Regions from separate parts of the Mus musculus genome. Here region 2 is linked to region 1. Evidence: chromatin loops called from intact Hi-C (ENCODE). Cell type or tissue: left cerebral cortex. All regions are shown on one strand. Links, peaks and the distances in the headings refer to the core of each region. The heading gives the core; the rest is flanking DNA.

What was found. A loop is a pair of places that touch in the nucleus more often than their neighbours do. Peaks named below come from ENCODE experiments on the same cell type or tissue, not always from the same donor. Only the 100,000 strongest peaks of a DNase experiment are listed, where the experiment ranks them.
Region 2: a loop joins it to region 1, with 2.2 times the contacts of the local background. A loop is called at or near these places in 2 of 42 quality-filtered maps.

Annotation. Positions count from the first base shown.
Region 1 is chr10:95,611,748-95,620,084 of GRCm38, reverse strand. No RefSeq gene overlaps it. Among named protein-coding and RNA genes, the nearest start is that of Gm33336, 16 kb to the left of the region's middle. In left cerebral cortex, for the core only: no CTCF peak of the experiment used is centred there; DNase peaks (open chromatin) are centred at 3,100, 3,672 and 4,016; H3K4me3 peaks cover 285 bases; H3K27ac peaks cover 1,493 bases.
Region 2 is chr10:95,666,611-95,674,947 of GRCm38, reverse strand. It overlaps the pseudogene Anapc15-ps. Among named protein-coding and RNA genes, the nearest start is that of Gm33336, 39 kb to the right of the region's middle. In left cerebral cortex, for the core only: no CTCF peak of the experiment used is centred there; DNase peaks (open chromatin) are centred at 3,342, 3,626 and 7,033.

The sequences.
Region 1 (8,337 bases), core at 200-8,199:
ACACAGCACTCTTTAAGGTCAAGAGGAACCCTCATTTCCAATTCCCATGGCAAGTGCCATTTGAGGAGAGCTATGTCCCTTTACAGCCAGGGGCTCTGCAAATCCAATCCAATCAGAGGCCATTGTGATTGGCCCCGTTGTTTTCTCTCTCTCTCTCTTTTTTTTTTTTTTGCCTTTTGAGAATGCGGTCCTCAGCATGTCCCCTTTCAAACATGGGCTATTCTGGTGCTGTCTTCAGTCCTGCTGTGACTGGCAAGTGATTACAGTGATATATTTTATGTGCCTGAGTTCACAGAGCAAATTACATAGCGTGATCGGCTGGCGTGGTGATTAGTGTCTGTGTGTGAAGACTAGAATCGCTGTATTTGCATGTTTCTGAATAATGAGACTCTTATCTCCATTATACGACAGCAGGGTCGGAATCGACAGCATTATTAACTGTTTCACGGTGGGCACAATTTGCTATCCTGTTTTTTTCTCTGTTTCTCTGCATCGCTCTCTCTTTCTTCCCTCCCTCCATCTCTCTCTTAAAATAAACCAAAAGCCACTTCATTTGGTACCTCTTCTTCACCCCCACCCCTGCCATAAATCACACAGAGGGTTTCCATAAGGAGATATTTCTACAACCTTATCAATACTCCACACTTGTAATCTAATCTAATTTCTTTGTTTTATAGAAGAAGAAGAAGGAGGAGGAGGAGGAGGAGGAGGAGGAGGAGGAGGAGGAGGAGGAGGAGGAGGAGGAGAAGGAGAAGGAGAAGGAGAAGGAGAAGGAGAAGGAGAAGGAGAAGGAGAAGGAGAAGGAGAAGGAGAAGGAGAAGGAGAAGGAGAAGGAGAAGAAGAAGAAGAAGAAGAAGAAGAAGAAGAAGAAGAAGAAGAAGAAGAAGAAGAAGAAGAAGAAGAAGAAGAAGGGGTGGAGGAGGAGGAGGAGCAAGAGGAGGAAGAGGAGGAGGAAGAAGAAGAAGCTGCAGTTATGAACAGGGAAGATTTAAGGAAGGCAACAGGCATAAAAAGAGAGCTACAGGGCTGAGGCCCAATGGTAGAGGGCTTGATTACCATTCTTGTGTCCCTGAATTGATTCACTAGCCTTAGAATAAATAAGTAAATTAAGTAAGTAATTAAAATAAAGAAAAAAATGAGAAGGGCATGTGGGAAATGCACGGGACAGGGCTCTGACAAGAACCCATTCGTCCTCCTCTTCTCAGTCTCTGGTGCCTGGCTGCCCCTTCAGAACAATGGGATGCCCATCTTCTACTTTAATTGCATAGTGTGCATTTTGGGCACATGCCCATTTTTCTCCTGAAAAGATGAAGACATTGGGGAAAATTATAATTTGATTCCCCAAACACAAAGGCCTTTTCAGTAGACTATAGAGAGTCCTAACTACACACTGCCCTGACAAACATCAATTTTTGTAGTAATGACGTGAACGGACGCAGCACTAGTTACCGTGATGGTGGGTTATAAGAAGCAGGAGGGCTGTGATTAAATGCTCACGTGACTGTTCCCTCAGCAGCACGACCGCTTACCCATCAGCCATGTGGTGGTGACAGTTTTGATATCAAGGACAAGAGCAAAGTAAACAGATGTCCACAGAGACCCTTTTCAAAAATAGAGCCAGAAGTAAATACCAGCGAATACTTCTCTAGGAAGATGGCTGAGTGGGTGGGGCAGGGAAGAGTCACTTGGATTAAATTTTAACACGTGGGTACTATAGTGGTCGGCTAAATAACCGCAGCAGTGTGCACATTAACTGCCTCTGCACAAAGGAAAGAGGACGCCTAGGTTTGTTGTGAATGTGATTGACATCGGTTTACCATATGTGGGAGTTAAACACATGTATAAACAGCTGTAAGAATGAATACAGTTAGTAAATATGTTGGTGAAATGGTCTAGAGTGGAGCCTTGTTATATAATGTGTAATTACATATATATATATATATATAAAATTTATGTACACACACACACACACACACACACACACATATATATACAAACACACATATATACACACACACACATATATATGTATGTATACACAAACACACATACTGAAGTGAATGGCTTGTGATGTATCTTACCAAGTGCCTGCAGACAGCTAGAAGTGTCCATGTCTTCATCAATAATCAGAGGTCATGTCCTAGGACTGGAAGTTGTAGGAGCTTTCTGGGAAGCATAAATCAGAAGAAATTGGACCAGATTCAGCAACGGGTGTAAGATGCTGAGACGCTTCAGGGCTACACACTTAGATCCAGCCTTCTCCTGAGCCCACCCACAGTCCACATTGTGGAGTTACCACATGTTGACACACACTGTCTTCCCTTGGTTTGTTCTTGACATATAAGCACGCAGCATCTGTCTTTGCAAGAAAGTGGACATCACCCATTTATTGGTTCAAATGAACCTTTCAGAGCTCTTGCTAGGAGGGAGACGCCATGCTAGCTGTTTGTGTTCCAGTGGAGAAGAGCGCTTCACCGCCGTCCTGTAGTCTGTGTACACTATGCAGACTAGCTGATCTAACTAATACTGTTGGGGAAAAAAAGGGAAAGATGCTGAGATCTGAAGCAAATAGCAGACTAGTCTGAGATGATTTCTCCACAGAAATGAGATTAAAGGCAACCTTGATATTAAAAAGTTCAAGTGGACTATGATGGCTTTCAACCCAGCACTCGGGAGGCAGATGCAGGTGGATCTTTATGAGTTAGAGGCCTACCTGGTCTACATAGTGTCTTCTAGGCCAGCCAGAGATACACATAGACTCTGCCTAAAAATATTTAATTAAAAAAAAAATTCTAAGAGGGCTGACTGGAGCGAGCAAGGGTCCTAAAATTCAGTTCCTAATAGCCACATGAAAGCTCACAACCATCTATACAGCTACAGTGTACTCACATACATAAAATAAATAAATCCTTAAGAAAAAAAATGCTTAGAGAAGGGACAGTCCAGGCAAGTGGAAGGACAAGAGGAAAAGCCCCAGGGTAGGAACAAGTGACTAAGGCTGGAACCCACTGAGCCAGGGGAGAGGAAGTCAAGAGGTGCCCTGGAGCCCGGTCATGTGCCTGGCACGTGCTCAATACTCAGAAAACCTTTGCTGAATGAATGAACCAACGGGCACACGGCAGCTACAAGGGCAGCAACGTGGAAGTTTGCCTGCTTTGTGCAAGAGACCAGATGACCAGGGCATGAAAACAGAGAATCATAATCAGGTGAATAAGAGGGTATACTCTCTGGGGACAGTGAAAAATGAAAAGTAAGCCAAAGACTGGTGGTGCATGCCTGTAATTCCAGCCCTCAGGAGACTGAAGCAGGGAAATAGCAAATCCAAGGTGAGGCTGTGCTGTCCTGTGAGTCCCAATTCTCAAACAAAAGTCACAATAAAGTCTAGGGACATAGCTCAGTGGTGAAGTGATTATGTGGCATGCACAGGACCCTGGATTCAATCAATCCTTAGTTCCCAGCCCCTGAAAACTGAAATATTCAAGGAAGTCTGTAGTAAACCCCAAAGCAACTGCAGAGGAACATTTGGAGCCCTGAAGCGCAAAGCCGGCTGACGTCATGTGGGGCGGGTTCCAGAGGCTGGATGTGAACTAGGCTTTGAATCCCGCAAAGGAGTGTGGTAGGTAGGACAGACAGAAGGGAGGGCGCTCCAAGAAAATCAGTCGGCGTCTTGTTAAACCAATGGAACCGCACTGATTTTAGAACATTACGTCAATTCATTCTTTGCTCGCCCAGGCAAGGAGGAAGAATCCATCCCCCACACAAAACACAGAAACTGGGTCCCATGTGTTCATTTGGGGTTGCCCCCTTTGAAATTCACAGGCCTAGCCTTGAGTGGAGAATTGCCCATCTTAGCTAATTTTATAGCGAAATTGGCGAGAGTCCCGGGTATCTATAAGGTATGCTTTAATTCTCTCATTTCCTAGAATTGCACCAACCCACTATTCTCTCTGTCGGAGCGGCTTCCTGCCCGTTTCTGCACCGTGTTCATTAAACCTTTTCAGAGGCTCTGCGGAGGCATCTAGCCCTTTGCAAAGTCTGTAAGATGTGACTCAAGCTTCCTCCAGCTGCCCAATGGGCACAGCCAGAGAGTAAGAATCCTCTGTCACGATTCACGCATGCTCTAACCAATGAAACTCGGGCAACTCTAACTCTCAAAGGATCCTCTCCTTCCTCAGCACCACTACCTGCTTCACGCCCAGGCCCTGCTTCCCCGAGCTTACTAAATTATGCCGAGGTTCATTTCTTTTCTTTCCTGTTTGCTTCTTTTCAAAGGATGTTGGAAGTTGAACCCAGGGCCTGCCATATGCGATGTGTTACCCACAAACTCCGCCCAGCTTTTTGGGTTTTGTTTTTGTTGTTTTTACATCCCTTCTGAAAATTTCTCTGATGTGTTGGCCTGCTTTTCTATAACTCCCAAACACCTTCTTTGTTTGTTTGTTTGTTTTTTAAAAATTATGAATAGGTTCCCCCAAGCCCCCCCCCCCAAAAATACAGAAGTCCCCATTTCTTTTCTTTTTTTTTTCAGTTCCCTAATCAAAATGCCCTGCCCGTCCAACCCTGTAGGTACTCACCGCCCCCCACCCCCACACACACTTTAGGTAGTATCCTTTTTAGGTCTTTTGTTATTATTTTATAATAATTATTATTGTGTCTACGTGTGTGTGTCTACGTGTGCGTGTGTGTATCTGCGTATGTGTGTGTGTGTGTGTATCTGCGTGTGTGTGTGTGTGTGTGTGTGTATCTGCGTGTGTGTGTGTGTGTATCTGTGTGTGTGTGTGTGTGTGTGTGTGTGTGTGTATCTGCGTGTGTGTGTGTGTGTGTGTGTGTGTGTGTGTGTGTGTGTGTGTGTGTGTGTGTGTGTGATGTACAGGCTTGAGTTCAAGCATGCCAAGCCATGGCACTCACTGAGGTCAGAAGACTCTGGAAATTTTTCTCCTTCCTCCATGAGATCCAGGCATTAAATTTGAAATCTCATACGTACACAGCAAGAGCTTTGACAATGAAGCCATCTCCCTCCCTCGTTATCTAAATGGAATCTTGTGTGGCCCAGGCTGGCCTCAGAGGTGTACTGTACTGGGCAGCACAGTAGAGCTAGCTCTGATGGCACAGGCGCCAGGAGCCAGTTCTAAGGCTGTGAGAGCGGGAGAGCTGGTCCAGCCCCTCACTGCCTTCCTCTCTGCCTGAGGCAGATGGACTCCTGAAACTCACCCACCGGGACTCAGCTCCAGCAGAACACAGGGAGTTCAACTGGGCACTATGGTTTACTGTAATCCTAGGACTCCAAAGGCTGGGGAGCAAGTTCAAGGCCAGCATGGGCTACAGAGGGAGGTTCTGGCTTAATCTCTCCCTCTCCTCACCCAAAAAGGACAAGAAAAAGATTAAATTTCTGTAAAATTCCCTCTGATCTCTGAATAAGATACAATGTTCTTTCCCTGTACAGATCCCAGGACCTCTCAAACAAACTTTATTTTACTTTTACTATCTAGGTGTAATTAACAGTAGATACATTGGATCTGTAGGACTGGCCCTTTTACACACTCCAGCAGTTCACAGGTAAGGTAGAATTTGGGATGGGTCAACTCAAAGCCCTGGACCTGGGCCTGGGTGGTAGGTGAGTTGGTTAGCCCAAGGGCTCTCCCGCACCCGTACAACCAGGGTGAGCTCTCCAGCACTGCCCCAGGTAGCCCACTCAATGCTGCAGCCAGCAAGAGTCAGGGGCAGTTCTCCCACTCTCTTGGCCTTGGGTGGTTCACTGGCACCCATGCCAGCAGGGCCAACTCTACTGTTCTGTGCAGTGGAGGTGTGTTGGAGGGAGGCAAGTTCCAGAATGCTGCAGTTGGTGAGGGGCTAGACCAGCTCTCCTGCTCTCACAGCCTTAGAACTGGCTCCCTGCACCTGTGCCATCAGAGCTAGCTCTACTGTGCTGCCCAGGCAAGGGACAGGGCCCACCCTCCTGAGAGGCGAGCCTTCAAGGGGAAAGACCAGCTCTGCTCCATTCTTAATATGGACGCTGATGGCCTCTTTCTTGAACTTTTCTTGACAGTGAGTGATGACCTTACAGATAATCTTCCTATGCAGCCTCATCTAACTTGACTGACAAGAAGGTCTGGGCTGGAGAGACATAGTTCCCCCAGTCTGTCAGGTATACCTCTCCATGACTCACCGGTTCATGAGTGTCCCGGACACTTGGCTCAAAGCACTTGTGGCATAAGGACAGACAAGAGACCGTGACACCACGCATCTGACATGAAGTCATAAGAACATATTCTTACCATCGTTTCAAAGATCCAGGTTGCAAAAAAGTGCGAAGAGTAACACACGTCAACGAGCTAGACAAGTTCGTTTCGCACTAGGACAAAAGGGACACCACTCTCTGGAGAGGTGAAATTTGTACTGAGGCTTTTGTGAGTACTTATCCTGTCCTTCGAGGGAACATCATCCACTGCATCCACCATATGTATCTTCCTCCGGCCTCACCCCGCCCTCTGCCCACCGGTATTCAGTGCTCTGATGAAACAGAACGTTTCCCTGCCATCAGCATCCCCCGCCTTCATCCCTTCTGTCCACAAGGCCCCCATTCTCATCCCCTTCTCCACCTAGCCAGGACATGCTCATCTTATGTCTACTAGAGAATTTCAGAATCCTCTTTAATATGTCAGAGATCTCAGCTTTGCCTTCAAGCCCATTTATACCCCAAGAGAGTCACTTTCTGAGTGCCTTGTCTCCTATCTATGTGCTAACACAACTGTCTTTCCTAGGACAAAATCTGACATATGACCAATAATTGTTAAGTAGTTTAATTGTTTGTTTTGTTTTGTTTTTTTCAAGACAGGGTGTCTCTGTGTAGCCCTGACTGTCCTGGAACTCACTCTGTAGACCAGGGTGGCCTTGAACTCAGAAATTCACCTGCCTCTGCCTCCCAAGTGCTGGGATTAAAGGTGTGTGCCACCACTGCCCAGCAATTGTTAAGTATTAAATAGAAGAAAAAAATTAAAAATGAATGAATTGAATCAGTATTGCTTATCATCATTCCTAGACAGGATACTTTGAGAAAAAATACCCCCAAAAAATTCTAAAATGTCTTTTTTAAATGATGCCTTTTTGGTAATTTCTTCCCTGACATATTAAAGAGGATTCTGGAACTCTCTAGGAGTCTTAAGAGACTCTGAGACTAAGTACTACAGCCTTCTGAAGCATCGTGCCTTCTCATTTCCAGCTCTGAACCCAAATGTTCAGCTATCAGATGGTACCCGGGATGCTTTTGAATGTAAAGAAACAAGACTCTTAATATAGCTCCAAGGTCAGCTTAAGCAGGTGCCGTCTAAAAAAACGACATCTGGACATGGTGTAACTTGGGGCCTATAACTATGCCATATTCGCCAGGAGTGTTAAACTCTGTAAACCTGTTTCCCACAACTCCTGATGGGCTCTGTCAGCCTTGCCCAATACAGCCTTCATGAGGACAAATATGGAAGGAGTCTTCCATGGAAAGGCAAAGGCTGGGGAAACACAGCTTTGTACATAACTTTGTATAATGTTTCATTCCTTCATCCTCCTCAAAGAGAGAGGGCAGGAAAGTGCACTATATGACCCTCGAGGTTTGCAATTCTTTATATTCCTACATCCCTAGCATAATAGTAAATGAAATTCTTTTGTCTTTTCCCCCCAGTGCATGGGAAATCCTGAAGACAGCCCTAAAAGTCTAGCACTAGAAACAATGATTCACAAATGTTAGAGCAATATTAGATTCCAGAGGAAGACACAGGTCAACCAGGGCTACATAGTGAAAACATGACTCCAAGTAAGCAAACCAACCAACAAACACATAAAATGTGTGTGTATGGTTGACAGCTGAAATTTTCAATAGATTTTCATTGAATTGTTTTGTGTTGCTTTGTTTCGTTTGGGGGCAGCCCAAGCTTACCTCAATCCAAGATCCTCCTGTGTCTATGCCGTGAGTGCTGAGGTTACAAACGTGAACCAAAATCCCTAGGTTACCCAGTTCACTTTAAGGCAGGAAAATGAGGAGTTCAAAGTCATCCTTAGCTACAGAATGAATTTAAGGCTAGCCTGGGCTACAAGAGACCCTGTCTCAAACTGAACAAATAAAATAATGAGCACTAACTAAAGTTTTGTAAAAAATACATGCTTTTGAGCAGAAGAAATAGATGCTTTCAAGCAACATAGGACCTAGAGACCTCCATTCTGTGACCTCCTCAGAGCTGAACACACACATACACACACACATATAATTATCAAGCAAAGGGCCCAAAACCCAGATCATAGGCCAGCACATTCCAGCAGCGCATGGCTCTCTGGAATCTAAGACAGAACTTG
Region 2 (8,337 bases), core at 283-8,282, 55 kb before region 1:
TTCCAGAATGAAATCTATCTTGGTTACCTCTAGTCAGCCAGATAGAATCATTAAAATGACCACCATCATGAACAACCACAAAAAGCTTCAGAGAAATTTGTTTCTCAGGACCTGGGCTCAAAGCATTTCTGATACTAGATATCTCCAAGAGTCAGGCCACTGTCAGACAGAGCAATGTCCAGGGAGCCAGGCCCTTTTGGTCTGAGGCTAGAGTGTCTTTCAGCTCTTAGAAGGACACACACATGAATAAAGAGATAATGAAAGATTTTCGTAAGAGTCCACATAGGGTCTTAGTCAGTAAAGTGAACCTGGTACATTCTTCAGCATCCACAAAAGGTCAGTCATGGTGGCTCATAGTCCCAGCTAGGGCTGTGGACAGAAAAAGACAGAAGGTTCCCTTGGGCATGATGACCAACCAATATAGTCATTGGTGGATCTCAGATCAGTAAGAGACCCTGTCTCAAAAACTAAATTGGAGAGAAATTAAGGAAGACACCCACTGTCTCCAGTCTTATAACACACACACCCAATAAATAAATAAACAAACAAATAAATCTTTATACTTGATTGTCACAGATATTTGTTACAGTATGAGAAATGGATTAAGACACACTATGAAAGAGCACTTTTCTCTTGTGCTTTCTCTTCAGACACGTGAGAGGAATTTACATATGAACAGGAAAGAAGAAAAGTCTGGCTGTTATGAAAAGAACATATGATCACGGATAAGCAAGACTGTGGTAGGATATAGAGTCCTTTGATGCCCAGGAGTGTTACAACTGCATATTGTAGAAGATCTATTTTCAGCTTGTTGAGAAACCTGTACATTAACATTCACAGTGGCTACACAAGTGTGCACTTTTACCAGCAATGAAGGTGTTGTTTTTCTTCTCTTTTTCCTCCTCCTCCTCCTCCTCCTCCTCCTCCTCCTCCTCCTCCTTCTTCTTCTTCTTCTTCTTCTTCTTCTTCTTCTTCTTTTTTTTTTTTTTAGAGAAAGAGAGAATATGCAGTTGGGTGGATAGGGAAAGGGGGTGATCTGGGAGGAGTTAGGAGAGGGAAAAGAATATAGTCAAAAAATATTGTATAAAATTTTCTTTAATTAAAAAAATGTTTTTGAAGAAGAAGCAGTTCCTTTGTATGAATCCTTGCCAGCGTGGGATATCATCTCTTTTATTGATCTTGGTCATTCTGACTTGAGTAAGAAGAAATTTCAAAGTCATTTTAGTGTGAATTTCCTTAAGGGCTAAGGATGTTGGACTATAATAGAGACCTATCTGCAAGATAGACTACAGCAATAGTGGCACATATGTTGTGGAAGTAACCAACCACTTGTGTGTGTGTGGAGGGGGGTTGTAGTTACCGTTTTTTTTTTTTTCTTAATTGGGTGTAAGGCCCACTCTATAAGCTAGAATCCATACCCGCCACTGTTAATAAGATCAAGAGCCCTGTTGGCCAATCTCGCAGTCATTATCATAATGAGCAAAGAATGGGCAGTGATGAGGAAACTGAGGCCCAGAGAGGTTAAGTGTATTGGCCAAAATCAAAAAGCTAGTAAGTGATGGAGCCAGGACTCAAACTCAGCTTAGGAGCCATGTCCACCTTGTCCCCGTCACTCTTCCCTCATGTGACTGAGACGCTGTGGTTTAATCTGGACCGACCCTGTGTGGAGGAGACAGAGCTGCAGCAGCAGGAGCAGCAGCAGCAGGCCTGGCTCCAAAGCATCGCAGAGAAAGACAACAACCTGGTACCTATTGGCAAGCCGGCCTCAGAGCACTACGATGATGAGGAAGAAGAGGATGATGAAGATGATGAGGACAGTGAAGAGGATTCCGAAGATGATGAGGACAGGCAAGACATGGATGAGATGAATGACTATAATGAGTCACCTGATGATGGAGAGGTCAATGAGGTGGACATGGAAGGCAACGAACAGGATCAGGACCAGTGGATAATCTAGGTAGAAAAGCCAAGGTGGCCTCAGAGTGATTCCAGACCACCCCAACCTATTTTGAATCTACAGCCTCAGCCCCTTAGCCTGCAGAACCAGCTTGTGGCTGTAGTGCCTAAAGCTTTCCCTTAGGCACTTTCTCAGCTACTGCCAGGACAAGGTCTCCTTGGGCCCTTCCAGGCCATGAATCTTCCCTTGAGTCCCAAGAGCCTGAGCCCATCCCATCCCTGGCTGGTACCTCACTCCTTGGTTGCCAGGTGTGGTCCCTTTCTAGCCCTCTTTAATAAAGACACAGGATTGATTGTCGTCCCCCCCCCCCAAAAAAAAAAAATCAAGAGCCTGAGTGACTAGGTCATGAGTCCTCCAGGAATATGTACTACTGTTATCCTCCTAAAGGAACAGTGCAATAAAGCCACTCCTAATGACACATTGCTATACCCATAGGTCACTGCATTGCCAGCCCTCATCAGAGAAGCTTCCCTTTCCCCTCGCAGTAGGTAGTAATTAACATAGCTAACCACACAAGCAATGCTCAGGCAGCTAGAGAGACCTTACAGTGCTCAGCTCAAAGACTCCTGAGATGTTTTAATCACACTCCTCCCCTCAGGACTCAGGGATGTATGTAGAAGAGGAGGCAGAAAGACTATAAGAGCCAGAGGTGGTGGACGATTGTAAGGAAAGAGTGTCATCGGGACTCAGCAGGGCTGCTGAGTAGGAATCACGTAGGAATCCACAGAGACCGTGACACCAGCGTACAAGATCTGCACAAAGTTCGGAGAAAGGGAAAGGGGCACAGAGTCCCACTGCTAACCACGAAGCTGCCTGCAATTGATACTTGCTGGGAAAGAAAAAAAATCAGTTTTCTCCAGCAGAATAACTCTGAGTGTACCAACCACATTCCAGAGAAAGGGTTCATGTCAGGAGTAGTAGGCTAACACAAAACTAACTCTATGGTTTTTAGTTGGGTGGTGGTTGTTGTTTGGGTTGGGGTTTTTTGTTGTTTATCTGTTGTTTGGGTTTTTTTTGGGGGGGGGATATGCTTTCACACGCATGCACCTGTTTTGGTTTAATTTGGTGGTGGTGGTGTTATTTGCATTTTTTAGAGAGATCATATGAAGTTAGGTGGATAGGAAATGGGGGTGCTTTGGGAGGAGATGGGGGAGGGGAAGGAATATGGTCAAAATATATTGTATGGAAACATTTGTTTTTAATTAAAAAAAATGTTTCTAAGGAAGAATTGCAAGTGTCACAAAGCATGACAGTGGGATTTCTGCCCACAGAGGTCTGTGGTATTGAAATAAAATGTAAGATTGAGATTCTGGCCATCTCCTTGGAAGCTTCCGGGCGTGATGTATGGAAAACTGGCAAGTGCTCGGGTACGTGGGAGTAAATTAGAGAGCTGTACAAGACACACGAAAGAACCTGTCTCCAAAGAGTGCCAGCTGTGCCAGCAGACTGGCATCCGGCCCTTCAGATAGAGTCACTTCCTACTGGAAAGTGCTGGCTCTTTTGGCTTTGGCCTGGGCAACAAGACGTTCTCCAACTTGGCCTAGCTTTCCCCAGTAGGATTTTTCTCTTTCTGGAGAAAAACAAAACAAAACAAAACAAAACAAAACAAAACAAAAAGCAATACAGCACAAAAGCAGGAAGTTATATAGTGAGAAGGCCAAAGAATCTCAGGAGTATGAATCACAGGGGAGAAAATTCCCACGCTGTTTCCCAGAGTTATTTTCTTCGAGGCCAGCATTCTTTACTGAGCCCATGTGTCTGCAGTTTCTTTTTTTTTTTTTTTTTTTTTTTTTCTTTTTTTTTGGTTTTTCAAGACAGGGTTTCTTTGTGTAGTCCTGGCTGTCCTGGAACTCACTCTGTAGACCAGGCTGGCCTCGAACTCAGAAATCCCCCTGCCTCTGCCTCCACCACCGCCCGGCGTGTCTGCAGTTTCTTAAAACTCCACCCACTGAGGGTCACATTTGTGTCATGCAGCATTGAGCCCCGTGCCATTTATTAGCTGGGGCCTAAGAAGTGGAGACTGGGTAGCTACAGCTCGGAGGTAGAGTGCTCATTCGACATGGGCGAGCCTTATGTTCAAACAGTATGGGGAGTGTCCATGGCATCCTGGATGCCACGGCACCTGTGTCTGTAACAGTTGTTTCCACGGACTTGGCTTCTCGGTTTCCTTTGTTTCCATGGACTTGGCTTCTGCCTCCCCGAGTCTGCCTCCCCGAGGAGACTGCAGGAAGAAGGAGCAGAGAGCAACCACAAGGTGTGCTACATATCTCTCCTGAGGCTCCTGCCATCTTCAATAACCACACACTGCCACTGAGGAGGACACAGTCAACCCCTTACCCAGTGACAGCGGAAAGCAGGACTGGGAAATGGAAGTGGGAACAGATTCCCAGGAACAAGACATGAGGACTGCTTAGTGCTCAGTGTTTTAGGATTGTCTGTCCCAAGTGATAAAAATGACTGGATTAAAAGGAGTATAGAAAAAACTTACCTTTCAGCAACCTAACCAGCAGCCTTTCTGCTGATGAGACTCTAGCCCTATTCGTTACTCTCCCGCCACTCTGTAACTAGCAGACATGTAACTTCTGTCCTTCTGAGACAGGGTCTATTGACTCTCCTTTCCCATCCTTCTCTCTTATAGGATAGTGCATTTTCCCACCACTTGTGAGTGATGCCAATGCTCCTTTATTTGTACAAACCAGTATTCCTATCATTTTTCCTTTGAACTACTTATTATGGATTCAACTGTGGCCACCTGGTTAAAGAGATATGTTGAAGGTATGCCCTATTCCCCAGCGCCTTTGAAAGCTTATTTAGAAATTAGGATCTTTGCTGATGGATGAGTTGCATCAGTGGGAAAGGCCTTGAATCTGAGCAACAGCATCCGTAGAGAAAGAGGAAGTCTAGAAACAGAGACAGACATGCACAGAGAAACAATCCCATGTGGAGAGAAGTCAGGACAGGGAAGCACACGGTTGCTGTGGACATGGGGGGAGTTAGCTCCTTCGTTCTCATTCACCTCCTGCACTGGGCAGCTTCTACTGTGTGTTTACACCATGATGCAGTCCCATCACAGGCCCCAAAGCCTAAGGCCAACCAACCATAGACAGCAACCATCAGTCTAAATAAGCCTTTCATCCTTGTAAGTCACGTGTCTCGGGTATTTTGTGATGGTTGTAGAATGTTTACTATTATAATTGAAGAAGAAAAAGAACTGCACAACAATAGCTGGGGATGTTAATACTCTACTCCATCTGTGGGACAGAGCCATCACGTTGATATAAGTAAAGGCCGGGCAGTGGTGGCCCACGCCTTTAATCCTAGCACTTGGGAGGCAGAGGCAGGTGATTTCTGAGTTCGAGGCCAACCTGGAATCTACAGAGTGAGTTCCAGGACAGCCAGGGTTACACAGAGAAACCCTGTCTCAGAAAATATACCAACTAGACATAAGTCAGGTAAAAAAAACATTTGTTCTGGGTGTACAAGAGACTTTTTCTAGAATAGACAATATGTTAGATCACAAATCCTCAGTGTGTGTGTGTGTGTGTGTGTGTGTGTGTGTGTGTAGGGAGTAGGATATATGTGCATGTTCATGACAGTGTGTGCATGTGACACACGAAGGTCACCAACCAGTGTCCTTTATTGTTCTCTACCTTGTATTTTGAGACAGGATCTTCCACTGAACACAGTGCTGACCAGCAGTTAGCTAGGCTGGCTGGCCAATGACCTCTGAGGGTTCAACTGTGTCTGTCCACCTCCCACTATGAACACTAAGGTTGCAAAGGTTACATTGTCACACGAAGGCTTTAACGTGGGCACTGGGGACCCAAACTCAGGCCCTCATGCATGTGGAACAGGTACTTTGTCAACTGTTACCTCCTTAGGCCCTGAGTAGATTTTAAATGATACACTTCAAGCAAAGTGTCTTATTTGATTGGAATTATATATTATATGTGAAATTAAACAATAGACCCTTCAACGGTCAATGGGTTAAATAGACCACAGTGAGATTAAAATATGCTTAGAGAAAAAAGAAAACAGAGACAGTGTGAAGTGTGGGGATGATTATAGTTGTAAGTGTTTAAACTAAACAGAAAAAGATACCTGGCATAATGGTACATACCTTTAATCCCAGCACTTGAGAGGCAGAGGGAGGCGGATCTCTGTGAGTTCAAGATTAGCCTGGTCTACAAATTGAGTTCCAGGGCAGCCAGAACTACACAGAGAAACCCTGTCTCAAAAAAGGAGAAGGATAAGTAGCATAAAACTAGCGACTAACTTTGATAAATTGTAGACAAATAAAATAATAAAGAACAGGGATTGGTAAAACAGAGACTAAAATCTAGCTTAGACTCTTGGACTGGAGACTTAAGGCTACTAAGATACCACCCAAAGAGATCTCCAGACTGAGTCAAATCTCTGTCAAAAACAATCATCCTAAAACGCATGTGAACTACTAGGCAAGCTCTCTCATGCTGAGCTCTGTTCCAGCCCCATCAAAGGATCTTTGACATAGGTGCCGAGACCACTCAGCTGGGAAATGCTTTCCAACTGCTGAAGCACCCAGATACCAAACAGTGAAGCTGAATCTTTTAACCTAATAAGGTATTAAACACATACACACACTTAAAATTATTTTATTATTTTGTTTTGTTTTTATTTGGTTGTGTTTTTTGTTTGTTTTATTTGGTTGTTTTGTTTTGGTTTTGGTTTTGTGTTGTTGCTGTTGTTGTTGCTGTTGTTGTTGTTTGTTGTTGTTGTTGTTGTTGTTGTTGTTGTTCTGAGACAGAACTTACTATGTGGCCCAGGCTGGCCTCAGAGTTGTGGTACTTATCTTGCTTCAGCCTCTTAAATGGCTATAATTACAGATATGAGCTACCATATCTGGCACTACCATATCTGGCAAAACACCCATGTGCATAAAATTTTCTTTTAAAAAGTTAAAATTTCAAAGAAAAAAAAAAAAAGGAAAAGAGCAGTGTGTTCCCCTTGCTGTAGATGTGTCATCCACTTAGCTGGAGGCTCCCTAGGGCATCACTAAAGCTCCCTGCTCCTCCCATTCCTGCCCGGCCACCAGCCACCCACCACCCACCAGCCACCAGCCACCACCACTAGCAGCAGCCCAGTTCCCTGAAAGTATTGCATTCCCAGAGAGAGCCTGAGAGAGCCTGGCCTCTCTACTCACTGGTCACTGCATGCACCCCCAGGGCTCTGAGTTCTCTGATGTTCCCATGGCAGTAAGATAAAACCCACTTGTTCCCTCCCTTCACCAGGAGACTGGTAACTTAGAGGACATGGAGATAAAAGACTGAGGTTTTGTTTTGTTTTTTAAACTTTCCCTTTTTTCCCCTCAAGTAACAAATAGTAGTTTGTCTTTCCCAGCTACCTTGGAGCTGAACCAACATCAAAGCCCATGAAACCGGCAGAAACCCAAGACAGACCAGTTCTATCCACCCTGTGTGGAACCTGGCTGTGTGCAGGATAGAGAGAGTCTTGTGGGAGACAAAAACAAAAAAATCGCACAGGATCAATCTAGACTGAAGCACACATGCACACATATTCCCCAACATTTGTTTTCCATCTTCCCCCTCACCACACACACACACACACACACACACACACACACACACACACACAATACTTTTAGCTTAGCAAATAGACAGGATAGGGACAGAGAGGGACAAGAGAACAACAAAATGACTTGTCCCCTGGGTAAATCTTGAGCTGACTTGGCATTGTCTAGTATAGAAACCTTAAGGGCTGGCAACAGATATGTAGCAGTTCTAAGAATTCATTTGAGACCCTGATGTCCCATGTTAGTGTCTGCTAAGTACATGAGACTGTGTGCAAATATGAAGGACAGAGAGAATAGTCTACTCTCCTGATGGTGAAACCTATGGTATAATCCTCAGGCCAGATGCTGTGCTAAGAATCAACATAGCCAGGGAACAGTTGAGTCTCTTCTCCACATGTTATCAATGAGGAGACTGATGACCAGTGAGCTGAGGTCAGTTCTCCCAAGCCATGGCCAAAAGCAAGACGTAGATCTGCACCACATTGAGCTACTAACACTGTTAGCTCGATGTAACAGGCTCTTTTCATGGGGATTATCAGCATATCTTTGAAAACTGCATAGCAACAGACAACTATAGGTCAACACTTGACAACTGGCTCATGACTCTAAAACCAGATGTTAGAGCTCTAACCTTAGTGTGCTCGAATGTGACCTTATTTGGAAATAGGATCTTTAGTGGGGGGGAAAAAAATCAAGTTTAAATGATGTATTGGGTTAGACTGGACCTGACACAGTCATTGTAAGGACAGGTAAATTTGAATACAGACCAGCACCAAGGGAAAGTAGCCATGTGTAGATGAATAGTGAA